Linked DNA regions of Homo sapiens: region 1 is linked to region 2. Evidence: chromatin contacts called from ENCODE Hi-C or POLR2A ChIA-PET data. All regions are on one chromosome and are shown on one strand. The core of a region is the stretch at or near the end of the contact, and the rest is flanking DNA. Distances in the headings are between cores, read along the strand shown. Region 1 overlaps LAMA3 (laminin subunit alpha 3). Region 2 overlaps TTC39C (tetratricopeptide repeat domain 39C).

Region 1 (2,700 bases), core at 77-2,576, 190 kb after region 2:
TTGTATGTGAAAGCGTTTGAGTGCACAGGGCTAGGTTGTAGGGGGGCCCTCACTGGTTCTCTGCTCGTTTGTTTTTCATCATTTTATAATAAATATGTATTGATTTTATGAGAAAGTTATTTTAAATTTTAAAATATGTAAACCATATGATTCATTTTTCATACTGTTACTTTCCCAAATATGTGTGTGCTTTCTTCTCAGCTAGGTTATAAGTATCTTTTATATCTTTCTCAGTACTTGGCAGTGTCCTATGCATAGTGGCTAATCATGAAAATTGTCCATGAATAACTAAAGCTTGGTTCTGCAGCCCTTTGTCATTAATTTTACAGTTTCCATTCCACAACATTTATTATTTTGTTTCACAAACATTACCGAACACCTATTATGTGAACAGTACCATTCTTGGAACCAGGGATTCCGAAATAAACAAGACATAGATTGTCCTGAAAGTGTTCAAAATATAGTGTGGGGATAGAGGGGTGTGTGTGGGGTGGGGGTGGGGGTGGGGGGGTGGGGGGGCTATCTAGGCTAGGGCTGTGGATATGTGTGTGTACGGAAGAGTGTAGACAGTTGTACATGTGTACAGGTAAGTAGGGATACGTTGAGGGCAGGTGTATGTGGAGATATGTGGAAGGGACATGTCGAAATAGGGGGTATGCAGAGATCATTGTGGAGGAGGGGTAGGTAGGGAGGTGTCGGGGGTTGAGGTACACAGGGGTGCGTGTTGGGGGGATGTAGGTAGAGCTACTTGTGGGTGAGTGTATGCGTTGTGCCTCATTCTCAGTTTTCTGAAACGTACAAAGCAGGAAAGAGAATGATATTAATGATTTATTAGGTGAGCAGTCTTGTATTTTTCCCAAGAGACCTTTTTCCAGGCCTCAGTCAAACTCCCAGCCCCACCCCTAGCTCTGTGCCAGCACCTGGCAGCCCCACCCACAGCCCTCCCCGCCCCCTCTGCAGGCTGAGGCGGGAGGGGCGCCCACCTTACCTTTCACACTGTGTTCCTGTGTACCCAGCTTTGCAGGAGCACCGCACGTCTCCCCCATTCACCACACAGCCAGTGGCAAAGCTTGAAAGAAGACAGAAAAAGGCCCCATCAAAAACACAGATCGATAGGATTTATGCTTATTTTTTACCACAAAGGACTGGCTTGTATTAAGTGAGCACTGAAACCCAGGGTCTGGTTACTTTGTGTGAAGAAAATTTTGCCCATCAAGACTTGGAGAGATAATGATGAATGATCTCAGCCGACACAGGGCAATTTTGGTGAACAAGGACTGAAGGCATTTATTTTATTTGTTCCTTGGGGAAGAGCATTTTTTCCCCTTAAGACAGAGCAGAGTAACTCACTTTGGAAGAGATGATTACAACAGCATTTTTCCAGGAATAACAAGGAAGGAGTAAAACAAGTCTAGGCAGAAAAAAGAACAGAGAGTTCTGATTCTTTAAAAAAAAACGTTCTCCTTGTTGATTCTAGTTCTTTTCTATCAGGCACATTGCCTTCTGGGAAGAAAAGTTGGTGGGGAGGCCAGGCCCTGGAGCCCCCTAAAGATGCACAGAGACCACTCGCCTGCCTCGGCATTTCTGTGGGCACAATCATTGCTGATTCTCACTTTTTTTTCAAACCAAGTTGTGGAATTTTGATCCCTTTTCTTTTAGCTCTAAAGTGGTGATATTTTACACTTGATTTTAGCCAAAAGGCTGAGAAGCAATAAGTGATGATATTTTAGAAGCAGCTTTAAACACACACACACACACACACACACACACACACACACACACACACACACACACCAAAGAGACCATGAAAAAGCCCTGTTGTCTGCCACTGGACATGACACTGATGACATCTGAGGGAATATCACTCCATTTGCTGGTAAGAGAATGCCTGTTTAGGAAGCCTCTCAAAAGACAGTTAGACATTGGTCAGCACTATTAATATTGCAGGAAGGAGAAATAGATACAAATAGAGTTTTACTGATAAATTCAAAGACCTACGTGTTACTTCAACTTATGGAAGCTGGAAGCTGACCTTGATGCTACTACGCTTTGCAAATGAAAATGAAAAACTTTTTCCAAGCACCCCAGTGGAAATCTCGCTGCTTTCTACTTTTGCCAGCTTCTCTTCAAACAAGTCTGGGCAAGCTCATGTGATTGATCCCTTGACAAATAAAGCTGCAGGATGGGGCGGGCTTCACGAGCATCAAAGACATAGACAGCAAAGCAGGGTGAGCATTCCAAATAGGTCTCTCCAGAGAAGCCACACTTGGCACATGACTTCTGGTGATGTTAGGACTTGGCCCATGTGTCTGTTAAGGGCTGATATAGGCCTGCCTTTGTGATCCACACTTGTTTCTGAGTCTATGTACTAGTGAGATGTTCTCAGTATCTTCTTGATTTTCAGAACAACTCTTGCTTCACTTAGTTTGTTACATCATTCTTTGCTTGGGCCCACAGTGAACCCTTTGTGATGAGTAAGGATATGACAAAGTGCCACACTTAAGGAGAGAGGGGGTTACCTTGAAAACACAGTGGTGGATTCCTACCTATGTAGTCTATTGGTCACTCTGGAGGCTGAATGAGAGCTCAGATCACTCAGTGGCTCAGAACTGCCCCAAAATTTCCATCGCACTGAGGATAAGATCCAGATGCTTGACCACAGCCTGCAGGGTTCTGCAGGATCTGGGTCCTGGTTGCTCC
Region 2 (2,700 bases), core at 15-2,514:
AAGAACACTTTACTCCTACCCATTCTTAACTGGAAATTTGGAGGGATAAATTTAACTCCATTTTATCCTGTATTTTCCAGGCTACCTCAGCTTTATTAAAGGAAGTGAAGCTTGCACTAAGGGAAAGGGAACACCCCAGGAGAGAGCAGCAGGAATGCCAGTAGGAAGGAGCAGATGGGCGAGCGGCTTGGAGGCAGAGTGAAGCAGGGGACACACCGGGACAAAAGGGTGCAAGCCCAACAGAGGAGTGAACACCTGCTCCCGGAGAAACGGCATCTCTCAACGTGACGTCGAAGGGACCAGGATTATAGACATGAATGCTAACAATTCTGACCTCAGGTGAGGAGCTACAGAAATGGATGGTAGAACTGGAAACAAACGTTAAGAATCCATCCAATCCTGAGTACGTGGAACTAAATCAATAAAACACAACAGAAACCTCCACGGTGAAAACCCCACTCTTCTAGAATAAGAATACAATGAATTCAATCCGTCTTTAATTTTGTGCCTAAGATGGGTGCCAATGTCTGAAGGCACATGTTAAAGTCTATGGTAACAAGCTGTAAGGTCCTTAATTTGAGCCAAGGAAACAGAACCCAACGTTTTTGACTGAGTCAAAGATGATAAACTGATGTATGTCAAAACAAACTTAATGCTCATGTCGAGAGAGGCCATGTTGCTTTTACTACATTCTGCGTCCAACTTGGCACTGAAACAGGTTCTCGGGACTTGCCCTACTCTCCATCCCACACTCTGTAAAGCAAAAATTCCAGCCACAGCCAGGCCAAGCAGGAGGAGGCAGAGGCTGGGGGAGAATGCAGCACCGAGAACAGGACGCTCTGCACTGTGGCTCCTACAGGGGCCGCTCCAGCAGCTCCATGAGAGGACACAGCAGCTGAGTGCATGTCTTCCCAACAAGCAGAGAACACGCTATTTAAGAGCCATACACCCTGCACAGCCTTTCATCTGGCTGCTCTGAAAGGTCAAGTATGAATCATTCAGCTGTCGTTATCGCTGTGTCTGTGGAGGGAGGTGGAGACAGCAGAAAAACCACAGAGCAGGCCGGGCGCGGTGGCTCATGCCTGTAATCCCAGCACTTTTGGAGGCTGAGGCAGGCAGATCACTTGAGGTCAGGAGTTCAAAACCAGCCTGGCCAACATGGTGAAACCCTGTCTCTACTAAAAAATACAAAAAAATTAGCCGGGCTTGGTGGCAGGTGCCTGTAGTTCCAGCTACTCAGGAGGCTGAGGCAGGAGAATAGCATGAAACCAGGAGGTGGAGGTTGTAGTGACCCAAGATTGTGCCACTGCACTCCAGCCTGGGCAACAGACAATCTGTCCCACCTTATGAGGACCAGGCAACAACTAGCTGAGAGATGGAGGGGGCGAGAGGAAACCCTGCCCCATACGGGGACAGAAGTCTTCCCTGGGAAAGGGCAAGAGCTGCTTGCAAAATGGGAATATCAAGTTACATGAAATTGATCTTGGATAAATTTTGTAATTTTTCAGGGGGACTGTATCTGGTGCAAGCATCTATTAAAGCCTGTCTGTCCAACTGTCCCGGAAGGAGGCTGGTTAACCCATGGCAATTCAGGCTTGCCTTTCTTGTGTCTCAAATAATAGAGGTTTTTTTTTTGTTTTTTTTTTTTTTTTTTTGAGACAAGGTCTCACTTGGATTGCTCAGGCTGCAGTGCAGTGGCACTATCTCACCTTACTGCAGCCCCGACCTCCCAAGCTCAGGTGATTCTTCCACCTCAGCCTCCTGAGTAGCTGGGACTACAGGCACACGCCACCAAGCCTGGCTGATTTTTTGTATTTTTAGTAGAGATGGGTTTTGCCATGTTGCCCAGGCTGGTCTCAAACTCCTAGACTCAAGCAATCCACCCACTTCGGCCTCCCAAAGTGCTAGGAGCCACCGTGCACAGGTGTGAGCCACTGTTCCTGGCCCAAGACTTTGAAGGACAAAAGATGATTTAGTTTTCACCAGTCAGCCCACTGCCTCGTTATCTTCAACCTTCACCAACAGACTTTTTTTTTTTTAATTATACTTTAAGTTCTAGCGTACATGTGCACAATGTGCAGGTTTGTTACGTATGTATACATGTGCCATGTTGGTGTGCTGCACCCATTAACTTGTCATTTACATTAGGTATTTCTCTTAATGCCAACCCTCCCCACTCCCCCCACCCCACGACAGGCCCCGGTGTGTGATGTTCCCCACCCTGTGTCCAAGTGTTCTCATTGTTCAATTCTAACCTATAAGTGAGAACATGCGTGTTTAGTTTTCTGTCCTTACAATAGTTTGCTCAGAATGATGGTTTCCAGCTTCATCCATGTCCCTACAAAGGACATGAACTCATCCTTTTTTATGGCTGCATAGTATTCCATGGTGTATATGTGCCACATTTTCTTTATCCAGTCTATCATTGATGGATATTTGGGTTGGTTCCAAGTCTTTGCTATTGTGAATAGTGCCGCAATAAACATACATGTGCATGTGTCTTTATAGCAGCATGATTTATAATCCTCTGGGTATATACCCAGTAATGAGATGGCTAGGTCAAATGGTATTTCTAGTTCTAGATCCCTGAGGAGTCGCCACACTGTCTTCCACAATGGTTGAACTAGTTTACCGTCCCACCAACAGTGTAAAAGTGTTCCTATTTCTCCACATCCTCTCCAGCACCTGTTGTTTCCTGAC

The links. Hi-C counts contacts between places; a loop is a spot of excess contacts on that map. ChIA-PET counts read pairs that join two places held with the same protein, here RNA polymerase II (POLR2A). Pooled maps may share reads with other maps.
Region 1: a loop to region 2 is called in a pooled map, with 3 times the contacts of the local background. The contact joins two enhancer-like sites. A Hi-C loop is called at or near these places in 5 of 50 pooled maps. POLR2A ChIA-PET finds 5 or more read pairs at or near these places in 3 of 52 experiments (CD4-positive, alpha-beta T cell, OCI-LY7 and activated CD4-positive, alpha-beta T cell).

The regions. Positions count from the first base shown.
Region 1 is chr18:23,883,142-23,885,841 of GRCh38, reverse strand. It overlaps LAMA3 (laminin subunit alpha 3), which reads right to left. Exons shown (of 75, transcript NM_198129.4): 41 at 989-1,069. Among named protein-coding and RNA genes, the nearest start is that of LINC02958, 98 kb to the left of the region's middle. Within about 2 kb of position 1,326, at least 14 of the 41 ENCODE cell types and tissues checked have a DNase peak (open chromatin) inside an H3K27ac peak, as active enhancers do.
Region 2 is chr18:24,074,640-24,077,339 of GRCh38, reverse strand. All of the region lies in intron 4 of TTC39C (tetratricopeptide repeat domain 39C), which reads right to left. Among named protein-coding and RNA genes, the nearest start is that of TTC39C-AS1, 61 kb to the right of the region's middle. RefSeq lists an enhancer at 801-1,095. Within about 2 kb of position 1,264, at least 16 of the 41 ENCODE cell types and tissues checked have a DNase peak (open chromatin) inside an H3K27ac peak, as active enhancers do.